Linked DNA regions of Homo sapiens: region 2 is linked to region 1. Evidence: chromatin contacts called from ENCODE Hi-C or POLR2A ChIA-PET data. All regions are on one chromosome and are shown on one strand. The core of a region is the stretch at or near the end of the contact, and the rest is flanking DNA. Distances in the headings are between cores, read along the strand shown.

What was found. A loop is a pair of places that touch in the nucleus more often than their neighbours do. ChIA-PET counts read pairs that join two places held with the same protein, here RNA polymerase II (POLR2A). Pooled maps may share reads with other maps.
Region 2: a map of CD14-positive monocyte shows a loop between it and region 1 (4-fold over the local background). The contact joins two enhancer-like sites. A Hi-C loop is called at or near these places in 21 of 168 maps with a recorded cell type or tissue (CD14-positive monocyte, CD4-positive, alpha-beta T cell, Calu3 and 13 more), 14 of 37 single-sample maps with no recorded cell type and 19 of 50 pooled maps. POLR2A ChIA-PET finds 5 or more read pairs at or near these places in 9 of 52 experiments (A549, AG04450, CD4-positive, alpha-beta T cell and 6 more).

Annotation. Positions count from the first base shown.
Region 1 is chr7:36,188,198-36,195,360 of GRCh38, forward strand. All of the region lies in intron 2 of EEPD1 (endonuclease/exonuclease/phosphatase family domain containing 1), which reads left to right. Among named protein-coding and RNA genes, the nearest start is that of EEPD1, 39 kb to the left of the region's middle. Within about 2 kb of position 4,039, at least 7 of the 41 ENCODE cell types and tissues checked have a DNase peak (open chromatin) inside an H3K27ac peak, as active enhancers do; they include gastrocnemius medialis, where a contact is called at or near this core.
Region 2 is chr7:36,288,840-36,296,002 of GRCh38, forward strand. All of the region lies in intron 6 of EEPD1 (endonuclease/exonuclease/phosphatase family domain containing 1), which reads left to right. Among named protein-coding and RNA genes, the nearest start is that of MATCAP2, 75 kb to the right of the region's middle. RefSeq lists a silencer at 3,201-3,495. Within about 2 kb of position 2,797, at least 28 of the 41 ENCODE cell types and tissues checked have a DNase peak (open chromatin) inside an H3K27ac peak, as active enhancers do; they include gastrocnemius medialis, where a contact is called at or near this core.

The sequences.
Region 1 (7,163 bases), core at 2,789-5,288:
TATCTTACTCTCTCTTTCTCTCTCTCTCTTTCCATAAGCCTTATTAGTTGTACTACAGCATTTTTGAAGATGTATCCTTTTTAGTAATCAGTATAGCAATAATGATTGTATTTGATGATGAAGCCAGAAATGGGTAGAAAGAGGCACCTCCTCTTCTCACTGACATCAGTAAGATATAATGATGTATTGTCATGGGTCATTGTGTGTGTCTGGCACCTTCTGGCTCTGTGCTGGGGTCAGTCTGGGTGCTGTGGTCATGACCTTTGATGCATGTGTGAAACATTCTGTCAGGAGGCAGCTGGCTGGAGCCAGCGGCGCTGTGACCAACGGAGATACACAGGCTGGGTGGGTCCTGCAGGGATTACTGTGTGTTGGAAGCGGGCGCAGGGTGGGGGTGTCCTGTGATCCCAAAGGTTATGAATCAACAATCAAATTCCATAACAATAAAATTTAATCAGGGCCTTTGCTTCATCAAGTAAATAGATGGTGAAAATTAATTCTTCATCCTTTTTCTCTTGTTCTGATTCCTAGTCATCTGCTGAAATGGGTGGTTTGCATTAAAAAAAAATTGAGCTCTGAACTATGTGAATGGCTAATTACAGATATTTATTTTTAAATATGCTCAGAAAATGAGTAAATGAATGCTTATGAGGCCCATGGCTTACTTCTGGTGTTTCATTATGGAAGTGTTTAAGTATTGCTGTGGGTTGATATAATTTCATATTTGGGAATGCTTTATTATAAGTTATTAGTGAATATTGATTTCTACATTTAAAAAATACCTGTTTACTGGATAACCAGTTGAGTCATTCGTGGGTTCAATTTGACAGACACAGTGGAAATTTTGAATAGTCTGATGCTGTAACCAGCACCATTGAGACATTCCTGCCCTTTGTCAGGGCTCCCACAGTTGGTGTCTGTAGGTGTCAGACCCTGCTCATTGTACTGGCCCCCACGGGACACAAAACACAAGCAGAGCCCACACAAGGGCTGGGAGGGTACTATCCAGCGCCTGACACAGGGTGGTCCCCAAAAACTATTTGCTGACTGGTTAATCCAATTTGCAGAAGTTTCGAGAGGAGTGTTGATCTGAATTCTGAAGGACAGAACATTTGTCTGGTTGAAAAATGGGGATTTTAAAAATATTCCAAATGCTAAGAAAAACAAATCAGTGAATAATTTTACTTGGTCTTGAAATGTTAAAACTAACATTATTATTAAATGAGCAAAAATTGTGGTATAACATGTTAAGCTTCTTTATGTTATCCATAGATACTAGTTTTCCTAAATCTTTTGTGAAGTTCTTTGACCATATTATCTTTTCTAGGTAGAATTTTGTTGAATACCAGAATCTTGAAATCTGATCAGTAAGGGGTTTTTGTTGGGCACCTGCCTTGGGTACAGAGCTCCACTTGGTGTAGGTGCTATGGGGATAGAAGAAAGTACATGGCCCTGTCCCTGCCCAGAGATGCCTGAGAAGGAAAGCTTCCAATAAATGAGCTACCCCCATTTTCTTGCTGAGGGTATTTAACACCGTGGTAAAGAGGAGAGGCCTGCAAATGGATTTGGTTCAGTTCCTTTGTCTGACACTGGATCTGACATTTTAAGCAAATTATTTTGCCTTGCATTGCCTTGCCTCAGTTTCCTCATCTATAAAATAAAAATACATAACATGACCAGGCAGAGTGGCATGTGCCTATAGTCTCAGCTACTTAGGAGGCTGAGGCAGGAGGATCGCTTGAGCCCAGGAGTTTGAGGACAGCCTGGGCAATGTAGTGAGAGCCTGTATCTTAAAATAATAATAACAACAATTACATGATTTTGATGGCATGTGGAAAAGCGTGGAAGTTTCCTTTTGCATGGTGCTTGGCATGTACAAAACACATAGTGAAGGCTGGGTGTGGTGGCTCACACCTATAATCCCAACACTTTGGGAAGCCAAGATGAGAGGATCACTTGAGCCCAGGAATTTGAGACCTGCCTGAGCAACATAGTAAGATCCTGTCTCAACAACAAATTTTAAAGTTAGCTGGGCATGGTGGTTCATGCCTGTATTCCCAGCTACTTGGGAGGCTGAGACAGGAGAATCACTTGAATGCAGGAGTCAGAGGCTACAGTGAGCTATGATTGCACCACTGCACTCCAGCCTGGGCAACAGAGCGAGACCCTGTCTCAAACAAACAAATATAACACATGGTGAGATACTAACTATGGATTCCAGTTTGGGCTGACTCTTGATTTGACTCCTGCGTCTTATCCCCCACTCTCATTCCTGTGACATAATCAGACAAAAATCAACATAATCCTGACCAAGAAACAGTCCTTGCCTGACTTTTCAAAGCTGCAAGTCCATTTTTAGACATGGGCCACCATGCAGGTGAATCTGTGGGAGTGATAACCAGCACTTGGGGCCACCTTGGCAGACTTGCAGAGGGGGAAACATCTGGCAGCTTCCTTTGTTCCAATGGGTTTATTTTAGGCCTCTGAGTCTCTGATACCTAGTGGAAGCCTGGCACACAAAAATAATACTAATCCAGGTACAGCTATAAAACAAATGACTCTTTCAAAGTGGGGGAGGTTGGGGATAAAGCATGTAGCTTGGTTATCCCAGGTTACTGTTAGAAAGGAGAAGCCCACCCTGGGGTAAGGGTCGTTATCCTTCCTGGGATGTGTCTCAGGACAGGCTCAGGCATGACTTGCAGCCAGCACCCCCGGAATGCCCGGCCTTCCTCATTTTGGTCTCTTGCAGGCCACCTTCCCTTAAGTCACTATCGGTCACTGACCTCTTCCCCAGAAAAGGCTTAAGAGGTCTCTAGACTTACAATGATTTCTATGTCCACTCTTAGGAACTTTTATTTGCTCATTTGGGCCAGGTGGCATAAAATCAAATGGTGCTTAGAAGTGACCACACTGGTATCAGGTCATGAAGTGTGCCCCATTTCTGTCAGGGAAGCATTCTCCTGAGAAGTCCTGGTTTGTGCCAAGCATTGTTATCTTGGATGACTTGGGTCCTGGTCCTGAAATTGAGCATGTGCTTAAAATGACAAGAGGGAGTAAATAGGACAAGTAGATAGGTTAGCCTGGTCATTCCTAGGTCAGAGTGGCTTCTGTTGAGAACTGAAAATTAGGCTGAAGCCTTTGCAGAGCAGCTGGACAGATAAGCATGGAGGAGAGTGTATGCACACTGGAGAGGTGGGAAGAGGGAGGGGAGAGGACGAGGCTCAGATAGAACAAGAGAGTGCAGGAGAGGGGCAGAGATGCTGTGGTAGACTCTGGAACCACCAGTGATGCTGCTGTCATCCTGGCAGCTTGGAAGCAGCTATCATCCTGGCTGCCGCATCTGGCCCCTGTGACAGCTGAAACCAAAGGTGGGACTGGCTGGAGCTAACTAGAACTGGTTTTCCGCAGTGAGATTTCACCCCACACAGAAGAAGAGAGAAGAAGGCTCAGACTGGGAATGATTCAGTGACGTGTTCAGCTGCCTGGTGTGTTATAGTTTGAGCCATCCCAGGAGGTGCAAATCTTCAGCACTTTGGACTAAAAACAAACGCAGACTTATGCCCTGACCATTCCAGCGGGCAGCACTTGCTGTCTGATCGGACATGTTTCATTTTAGGAAATTGCTCATTTCTGTTAGTCTCAGGGAGCTATCATGGACCAGGAACTGCAGTCTTTTCTGGTGTGGGAGTCTGGGATCCTAAACTGTTGTGAGACCCCTGCTACATGCCCTTAAGTTTGAAGGGGCAGTTTCAGGAGGTAAAGATTAGGGGCTCTTCTTTAGAAGAGTCTAAGCCTTTACAAGAGTCTTTACGAGACTCTTTCCGCGTTGTCGAAACCCCATAGGTTAAAATGTCTCATCTGTGTGCTCTGCACAGGCACACAGAGGCCTGAGTCGAATTTAAAAGAAGGCACTGGGCACCCAAGCCCTTCACCCTTTTCTAAAAGAGGAGCACATGAGCTTTGCATTGCAGATGCAATTTTTATTTTTAAACACCGTAAGTGATGGCGTGTGAGCAGTGACGCATCCACAGCCAGCTAATCTGTATTGTGTAAAAACACACAAACCACAAATTATTTTTAAAAGGGAAGAAAGCAGAAGAACAGATGCAGCAAACTCCTTGTATCACGTGAATTGAGGAGAAAAACTCCACCAGATGCGTTTCTGAGCAACAGCAGAGGGAACACTAGCATGCCCAGATGGGGCAGGGAGTTCTGTCTGCCTGCTTCTCTGGGGAAGACACCTTTCTTTGTGTCCAATTTCCAGGACAGTGACACTGTCTATTTTTGTGTGCATGTATTTCTTCTTTCTCTTTCTTTAAAAAAAAAAAATTAACAATTACATACATATTGAAAAGTACAGCAGTCAGAGAAGTGTGCAGTATTGTTACAAAGTGAGCCAACCTGTAACTCAAGTCGCAGAAATTTACCCGGCGAAGGCCTGTGTCTTACTCAACACACCTGGGTTATGAAATAGCCTATTATATAACCCAGCTCCCCTTACATTTTTTTTAAAAATGAGATTAACATCTAAGAAGTAACAAAAATGGTACTCCTTGGACCATGACTAGAACTAAATGTTGTTTTCGTGAATGCGGTTAGAGACCTTCTGGATCAAGAAACACAGAGCATCCGAGTGGGAAGCATTCTGTCTTCTGTCCTTGGCTCCAGTAGCCTGGTTGGGCTGCATGTTCTCCATGAGGATGAGTGGTGGCCAGATCTCCGGACCAGGTGGAAGGCTGTGCAGGGCATCCCTTCTCTGTCGGTTTCCTGGGTGGGGCTTGGTCACTGGAGTGGGGATGCGCAGCGAGGGGCAGCTCAGGGCTGGACTCTTCACTGCTGTCTTCTGATGGTCTCAGCTGGAAGCTGCTGGGTGCTAGTCTGCACTGAAGAACCCCCAGCCCAGTGGGGGAGGCAAGCCGGGCACAGAGCAGTGCGTCATGATGGGGGCACAGGATTCCGTGGACATTGGCAGCAGGCATGCTCACCACATCTTGGGGTGAGTGGGATGGCAGGGAAGGGTCCCAGAAGAACTGATGAGGAATGCCAAGGTGGAAGTGCCAACCAGCAGAAGTTAGATGGAGAAGAGGCCCAGAGAGCAGAGTTCCCGAGAGGGAGAGTGTGCAGAAGCCTGGAGCCTGGAGAGGGGAGGAATGAAGGCGGGATGAGGTATGGCCAGAGAGCAGAGGGAATGCCACACAGGAGGACAAAGGAGAGATGCAGCTAGATGAGGAGAGAACAGCCACTTCATGCCAGCCTTGGGAGGTCCCCCGGGGAGTGCGGTCCCCTGAAGGCAGAGGCAGAGGGAGGCCATGGGAAGCACCCAGGGCTGGGCTCTGGGTGTATCTTCTGTGTTTTGATGGAGTGCTGCCCAGAGGTGCTGGGTCCCCTGTCCTAGGAGAGTCCTGTGTCTAGAAAAGCTCCAGGGACCACGGCCTTCAGATGGCCCTGCCTGTGGACACTGCGAGTATTGTTTGGCCTTCAGTGAGGGGCAGTCTTGATCAAGAAAATGTTCCTAGGGCTATGTTTCCAAGAGGAATTCAGAAACCCAGGCCGTCAGGTCCCGTGGTCAGCAGGTGGCCAGCGGCAGAGCGGCCACACCCATCCTGGTGCCCTCTCTTTATGGCTGCCACCTCCCTCTGGGAGGGCCTGGGGGACCCTGACACCATTCTGTGGGAGAGATGACAGTAAAATTAGGCTGTGGACATAATGTGAGCATCTTGAGAGTTCAGGAGCCTCTTATCCCCATTTGCATCCTCAGAGCCCTGCAGGTCCCCACCAGTCCCAGGACTTGCCGGTTCTGGGTTTATTTTGTGTGGTCTTTGAACTCCATATTTTGCGTTCTTTTCATCACAGAAGAACTATGGCTACTTCTATTGTGAGGCCAAAAGAAGACCTAGTCCATCTGAGAGGGACCTGCAGAATTCCAGTTCCATGTGGTGAAGAGGATGTGGGTGTCTGCAGTACTGAATTTGGTAGTATGCTGCTTGCAGTGAATGTCCTCTCATTTGGCACATCCCCCAGGCCCTGAGGGCTTCCGTGGGAACAGCTTTAGCTTCAGATCCAGGTCCAGGCACCATAAGTACATGTTGGAGGAAGAAATCCTTGAATGAATGGATGAATGAGTGAATGATTGAATTCCAGTTTCAACCTGAGGCAGGATATTTGAGTTAGTGATTTTTACCCCAAAGTAATTCTGGCATCCTACTCCATCTCTTCCTTGTGACCCTCTCCAAGATGAGTGTGTTTCCTTTTAAGGTGGGGGCAGCACAGAAGACTTCCCCATCCTGGTTCCTCCTCCTGCCCCCTTCCTTCCCAGGCTTGTTACCTCTGCATTTCCCTTGTATCAGAACCTAAGTCTTCTGAATCAAATCCCCCTAGAACTTGTGAACATTCATCTCAGATCTTACACTCATGGGAAAAAGCCCCCCATATGGCTTTCCATGGATGTGACTCTACAACCTAGGAGGAGTCCCAGGCCAGGCCTGGGCTGGACCCGGAAGAGCGAAGGAATTGATCATGGAGCTCTGCCATGGGAGGTGGTTGGAGAGGCAGCAGGTGGTTCTTCATTGGGCCTCCACATCTTCATTTGCCTAACCTTTAGTTTGGAGGGATCAGTTTCTTTATCAGAAATCCATATGTCCCTGAGTGTGCCAGGAATAATTAGTTGATTCCAATGGTGATTGAATGTGTCCTCACCTAATCTACCAACTACTAGACACAAATACTCACAAACCTGGAAGCTACCAAAATCTTTCTCTTTGCAACTGCGAAATCCTTCCTAATGCCCCAGACAGAGCTCCAATTTCCAGCCCATCCCTCTTGGATCCACATCCTCTTTTGTTCATTCATGTATTCTGGTAGTGATCAGGTGTCATGGGTGCTCACTCTGCAGGGACCTGGTAAGGTCCCAGACAACAGGAGAGGCAGGGCGCCCTTCTGAGTTCCCCAGCAGTTAACTCTTAGTAACGTGGGAGGGGAACAGGCTTCTTGGAGGGATGCTCATTGAGACCAGACACATGCTGAGACCTGAAGTGGGGAAGGGGGAGCATGCGGGATTTACTCATGGGAGACATGAGGCGACTCCTGCCTCCCTGACCCAGTGTGCTGGGGGCAGAGCAGCCCAGTGGATGGATGGCTGGCTCCCTGATGGAATGATGTGGTGG
Region 2 (7,163 bases), core at 1,547-4,046, 99 kb after region 1:
CTTGGTTTACCAAAAGAAAAGGTTGACAAGGCTGTGAAGACTGTGATCTTATCCATCTGGCTTGATTTTTCAGAACACTGACCTTGTCTAGGTGAGTTTGTAGTTGGAGGCTTGGAATTCTCTTCTATCTTTTGAGTCTGGACCAATATTCTCTAGCTTTCTAAGACTTCCTCGTTAAACTGGCCCCTCAAATTGGGAGATTCATGAAGATTTTACTACAAAAATATTTCAGTCAAACTGTAGGCTCACATTTCAAAAGATGTATGTATGTATATATGTATATATGTATTTGAATTTGCATTTCTAACAAAAAAGATTTTTTACTGTGGTAAAATATATGTAACATAAAATTTACCATTTTAATCATTTTACATATTCAAGTCAGTGCTACTAATGTATTGACATTGTTGTACAAACATTACCACCATCCGTCTCCAGAACCTTTTCATCTTTCCAAACTGAAGCTCGGTACCCATTCAACGATATCTCCCCATGCGCCCCTCCCTGCAGCCCTTGGCAACCAGCATTCTACCTTCTGTCTCTGTGATTGTGACTACTCTAGGTGCCCCAAATAAGTAGAATGATAATATTTGTCCTTTTGTGTCTGGCTTGTTTCACTTAGTATAATGTCTTCAAGGTTCATCCATGTTGTAGCATGTGTCAGAATTTCCTCACTTTTTTGTGTGTGTGTGTCGCCCAGGCTGGAGTGCAGAGGCACGATCTCGGCTCACTGCAAGCTCCGCCTCCCGGGTTCACGCCATTCTCCTGCCTCAGCCTCCCGAGTAGCTGGGACTATAGGCGCCCGCCACCGCGCCTGGCTAATTTTTTGTATTTTTAGTAGAGACGGGGTTTCACCGTGTTAGCCAGGATGGTCTCAATCTCCTGACCTCGTGATCTGCCCGCCTCGGCCTCCCAAAGTGCTGGGATTACAGGCGTGAGCCACAGCGCCTGGCCAGAATTTCCTCACTTTTTGAGGCTAAGTAATATCCCACTGTGCATCCATCCACCATAGTTTGTTGCTTATCCATTCATCTTCTGATAGACACTTGGGTAGCTTCCACCTTTGTCCTGTTGTGACAACGCTGCTGTGAAGATTGATGTGCAGCAGCTTTTCTTTTGAACCAGGACATGCCGTGACCAACGTTCTACTTTAAGGATGAGTCCTCAGGCTAAAAACAGTCAGAAGATGCTCTATCCAAGAAGCAACTGTGTGGGAAATTGTCCACCTATAGTTAGACTCTGATCTGTAAAATGGACAACTTGATAGCTTGTCACATCTGTGGACATTACTATTGTTCTTGATCTCAAACTTTTTGTGGAAGCAGAAAGGAAAGATGCCAGCTCATAACTTCTTTGACAGCCTTAGGCAGTCACCATCCCCCCACCCCACCCCTGGTATCCAGGGAGTAGTCAGGATTTTGGCAGAAAACCTTGGGCAGGTTATGTTCCAAATTGCCAAGGTACTATTGACCCACAGCCTGGCTTGGCCTTGACTCATCCAAGTAGGGACAATGACTCATGCTGCCTGTGTCCCCTGCTTGTAACTAGTACCCAATTAATTATTAACTGGTGACACTCCAGACCCAGGGGTTCAGGAAGCAATTCAGCCTGCCCAGGTCTAACAAGGGTAGACAAGTCAGCAGAGGGGTTCAGCTAAAGCAAAGACAAAGCCTTCATTCCACAGCTTCTATCAGAGCAAACAGAACCGATGTGGTTAGCAAGCTCCGGGCCTTTCTGCCTTTGTCTGGAACGTGCATGCAGGCTGACGTCAGTGGGGATATGCCAGTCCCCTAGTGGAACCTTCTTCCCTCAGACCTCACCAGGACTTGGGGACAGGGTCTCCCTCTGTGAACTGAGCAAGAGTGAAACAGGGTGTGTAGTAACTCTTGACATCTTGGCAGATGGTCCCTCAGTGGGGACTGGTTCCTGTAGTTGTCATTGGCGTTTTATAAATCTAGAGACTCTCTGAGGAAGTCAGCCCAAAACGTTCTCCCCTCACTGCTGGGAATCAAGGGAGCGACAAAGGAGCCCAGCCCAGGTGGGTGGCTTTTTAGGAAGATAACTCAGGCTCCTGCGCATCTACCTGTGGATTCTCAGAAGCAACAACTGCCTTGATGTCATCACCGACGCGGATTCAATCGGAAGAACATGAGTTGTAAGAAATCCGATGTGCTCATTCAAAAAGGGAACCGTTGTCACTCCTGAAGCTACACAGAGCTGGCTCTATTGACCCTTGACACCAGCGTCTCTCCTGGCTTTAGAATTGTCTTTTTCAGCCCAGACCTTTGCAGGCCTGCATCCCAACGAAAACCTCCCTCATTATATGGGAACTTTGTTTTCTTTGATATTCAATGAATGTAGCATCTTTCTCTTTGTTCCTTTCCAAATCAAACTGCACCCTAATTCTGGGACATTTGTGGTTCCGCTTGTCTGTTGCTCACATATTTATTGAGTGCCTGCTGATGCACTTGGTGTCGCAGTGGACAGCAGCCACTTCCGTGTGGTCTTCCATCCTAGCCCTTTGTGGTGAGCCCTGGATTTGAGGCCTGGCCTGGTGACTTTGGACAAACCTTCCCACCTCTGGGAGCCTGTTTCGTACCTGCAGAAGGGAGATGGTAACAGCACCTGCCCCATGGGTCGTGGCTGTTAAGTGCGGTGCTATCGAGGAAGTGGTCAGCACAGTGCCATGACTATTATTCAAGCTGGCACTGATTTCTCCATGGTGTGGGTGGCCCTGCAGGAGAGGCTTCCTTCCATCCCACCCATTGTCCTCACTCCTCCTAGAGGAGGGCGCCATCTGCAATGCACATGCGCCCTCTGGTGGTGGCCTGAGTGGCTTCCCTTCAGATTCCTTTCCCTGCAGTTGTTATTACGGAAGCACACCCGTGGCCAGGAAAAAAAGATTTGCCAAGTGTCGTGGATACATTTATGACTTCGTTTATGAACTGCTTTCCCTAAAGCCTCCTTCACAAGGTGTGGCAGAAATGCCACCTCCTGCTGTGGGACAACAAGGGTCAAGCAGAGCCCAGGGGAATCCCGCAGAGCCCAGCTGGGGGGCGAGTGTTCTTTCAGGATTTCTACTCGCTTTGCTTGGAAAATACTTCATAACTATCCCACTTCCTCTAGGGTAAATCAGACTGTGGGAGAAATGTCTAAAATGCTTTAGGAGAAAACCTTTCCCCCTTGGCCCTGAAATCACTTTGTAGTTCTTATGCACACATATTTAACTTCCACTGTGTGTCTCTCCCTGACAAACCTGTGAAGCTGTATCAGGAAACTGATCAGGAAGGGGGCCCACGCTACATGTGAGTGCCCCGTGCCAGGCGCTTCTGGCGGCTCCTCTAATCCTGACACCAACCTGGGAGGAAATGGCTTGTTCTTTCCCTTTTATAGACTAAAAGGCTTGCCCAAGGTCACGAAGCTGGGAAGTGACAAACTTCAAATTCCACACTCAGAGTCATCCAGCTGTTTTCTCTTAGAACCGGGGCCGAGAACCACTGTTTTCTTTCTTTCTTTTTTCTTTTCTTTTCTTTTGTTTTGTTTTCTTTTCTTTTCTTTCTTTCTTTTCTTTCTTTTTCTCTCTTTTTCTTTCTCTCTCTCTGTCTCTCCCTCCCTCCCTCCTTGTCTTTCTCTCTCTCTCTCTTTCTCTCTCTTTTTCTCTTTCTCTTTCTCTTCTTTCTTTTCTTCTTTGACAGAGTCTCACTCTAGCCGAGGCTGGAGTGCAGTGGAGCCATGTTGGCTCACTGCAACCTCTGTCTCCCGGGTTCAAGCGATTCTCCTGCCTCAGCCTCCCAAGTAACTGGGATTACAGGCGCCCACCACTATGCCCAGCTGATTTTTGCATCTTTAGTAGAGATGGGGTTTCACTATGTCGGCCAGGCTGGTCTCAAACTCCTGACCTCAGTGGATCCCCTGCCTCAGCCTCCCAAAGTGCTGGGATTACAGGTGTGAGCCACTGTGCCTGGCCTAGAGCCACTGTTTTCTGATATTCTCCTGTGTCAGGTTTTGTTTCATTTTCAGCCCCTCTGTGACCACTCTTCCTCCTAGCTAATTTGGATTCATAAGTCGAAAAGAGGACTTGGAAGAATAGGACACAAAAGTGTCACTGTTTTCAGAGAATATGATTGTTGGTTTGTTACACCTAAAGTTAAAAAAAAAATTATTCCCAGTAAGAGAATTAAGAAAACTGCCTAGTTAAAAAGTTAAAATAAAAAATTAGTCCTTTTGATATATATCATTAGTAACCTGTGGAAATAAAAAAATTTAAAAATAACCATTAGAGAAAATATAATGGGATAAAACAAAGATCCCATTCATAATAAAAATCAAAAATATAAAATACTTAGAAATGTGGTGGTAAAGTGAAGAAAATAATAAGACTTCAGTGAAGAATTTTTTTAATAAATACTTCAATCAATGGAGAAACATGGCAAAGTGTTCTTGGGTGAGACGTGTTAACAGTTCGAGGTACCCGTCCTTTCCATGTTTCCGTGTAGTTGACTGCACCAGGTCTCAGCAGAGCTCTTTAATATTCTAGTTGTGGTTCCCATACCTGGCTGGACATGCAATCCCAGAGAGCTTCAGGAAATGCTGAAGACCAGGCCACCGGAGATGCTAAATCAGAATCTCTACAGGTGGAACTCCAATTTCTGAGAGTGGGACTCAAGCATTAATATTTTTATGAACTCCTGATGCCCCAAGGGCTTTTTGTAGAGCTCCCCGGCTCCAACTTCAGTCAGATAAGCTCCACTTTTACCCACTCTACTTTTGGGGCTTCCTACAGGATCTCATTTGAGAAAAGGAACACCCCCACCCCATACATTTTAAAAAGAAAAAATGTTTAGCCGGGCGCCATGGCTCATGCCCGTAACCCCAGCACTTTGGGAGGCCAAGGCGGACAGATCACCTGAGGTCAGGAGTTCAAGACTAGCCTGGCCAACATGGTGAAACCCCATCTCTACTAAAAATACAAAAATTAGCCAGGCGCAGTGGCACACATCTGTAATCCCAGCTACTTGGGAGGCTGAGGCAGGAGAATCGCTTGAACCCGGGAGGCGGAAGCTGTAGTGAGCCGAGATCGTGCCACTGTACTCCAGCCTGGGCGACAGAGTGAGACTCCATCTCAAAAAAAAAAAAGTTTCAAAACTTCTTATTTGAAGCACATCCATCTCCAGGATGTACTGATAAGAAAAAAAAAAGTAGGAATTGATAGGTAAAGTTGCTAACATTTGAGTGAAAATAACTATGTAAGTATACACGTCTGCTCCTCTGTGTAGAGTGTCTAGAAGGGGACACAAGGAACAAGAGAACAGCCTTCTCCTCCTGCCAACCAAAGATAAGAATGTTAAAGTTAACATGAGTTTAGTTTAAAATAAAATTTGGGAATGAAAATTTCAATATCATGAGAATATATAAACATTTTAAATGAAAGAATATTAAAACATCTAGTACTCACTCAAATATTGATCAATATGATAGAATAAAGCTCAGAAATAGAAATGTTATACAAAAAGATATTTAAGATAACAGGCCAGTATTACAATTTAGTTGAGAAAAAAAGGATTTTTCTAGAAATGATACTGGCAGAGGGGGTTAATTATTTGCATGAAAAAATAAAAGTAAATTCTAGGCAAGCTAAAGAGTGAAATGTATCATCACATAGGAGGAAGTGGGGGAAAAAAGTGAAATGTAAGAAATGAAATGATAAGAAGAACTTAGTGGGTATTCGTTTGATTTTGGAGGCACTCTAGGAAAATTCTGCCAGATTGTACTACATTTAAAAAAAATTTTTTTTTAACTTTTGTGTGCTTCAGTTTGGTCATAGACAAATGAAAAGGCACATCACAAACTAAAAAGAAAATCAGTTCCTATATATGATAAAGGGTTAATATGTTTTTATATGGAGAGTTCATATAAATCAATAAACAAAACACTAATACCCTGTACAAATAATAGACCTATCAGGCATCGTTTCTGATGCCGTTCTCTGATGAAAGGAACCAGGGCTCCTCAGAGAAATGGCTGATGCGAGGACTGAGAAAATACACAGTATGGTAGGTCAGGCACGGTGGCTCACGCCTATAATCCCAGCACTTTGGGAAGCCGAAGTGAGCGGATCACTTGAGGTCAGGAGTTCAAGACCAGCCTGGCCAACATGGTAAAACCCCATCTCTACTAAAAATACAAAGATTAGCCAGGCGTGGTGGTCCATACCTGTAATCCCAGCTACTCAGGAGGCTGAGGCAGGAGGATTGCTTGAACCCGAGAGGCAGAGGTTGCAGTGAGCCGAGATCCACCACTGCACTCCAGCCTGGGTGACACAGCAAGACTCTGTCTCAAAAAGAAAAAAAGAAAAAATATGTATATACAGCATGATCTTGGAGCATCTTGTCGTGTCAGAAGGAAGTGCTCAAACAAGCAAACAAAAAAAACCTGCTGGGTGGATGTCAAAAGGACGCATGAGCCAACTGAAAGAGCTCTCAGTGACCAAAGCTGGAAATATTTCAGGAACAAAGTCAATGACATAGTACTGGATATAACTCAAGGTATACCTGACTTATACCTCATAAGTATCCATGAGTCCGTACTGATCTAAGTAAATGGTTGAAAAAATTAATAAATGGGAAGAAGAGATCCATCCCTTGTGCAGCAGAATTCCAGATAACATGTGTAGATACTCTAGCCTAAAGGAGGGGGAGCACAACTTCATTTTCTACAAATGGAAGACATCATTTTCACATATCAAATGAATGTTTTGATGAGGGATGCAGTGAGAGGAATTTCCTTAGGTTGCTGGGGAGGGTTGAAACCAGAGCAGCCTTGGAAAGCAGGCTGGCAGTATTTATCCAGAGCCTTAACAATGGCCATAGTTTTTCATGAGGACTCTCTATAGTTCTAAGAACAGAAAGCTGCCAGGTGTGGTGGCTCACGCCTATAATCCCAGCACTTTGGGAGGGAGAGGCGGACGGATCACTTGAGGTCAGGAGTTCGAGATCAGCCTGGCCAACATGGTTAAGCCCTGTCTCTACTAAAAATACAAAAGTTAGCAAGGCGTGGTGGTGGGTGCCTGTAGTCCCAGCTACTCAGGAGGCTGAGGCAGGAGAATCGCTTGAACCCAGGAGGCAGAGGTTGTAGTGAGCCGAGATTGTGCCACTGCACTCCAG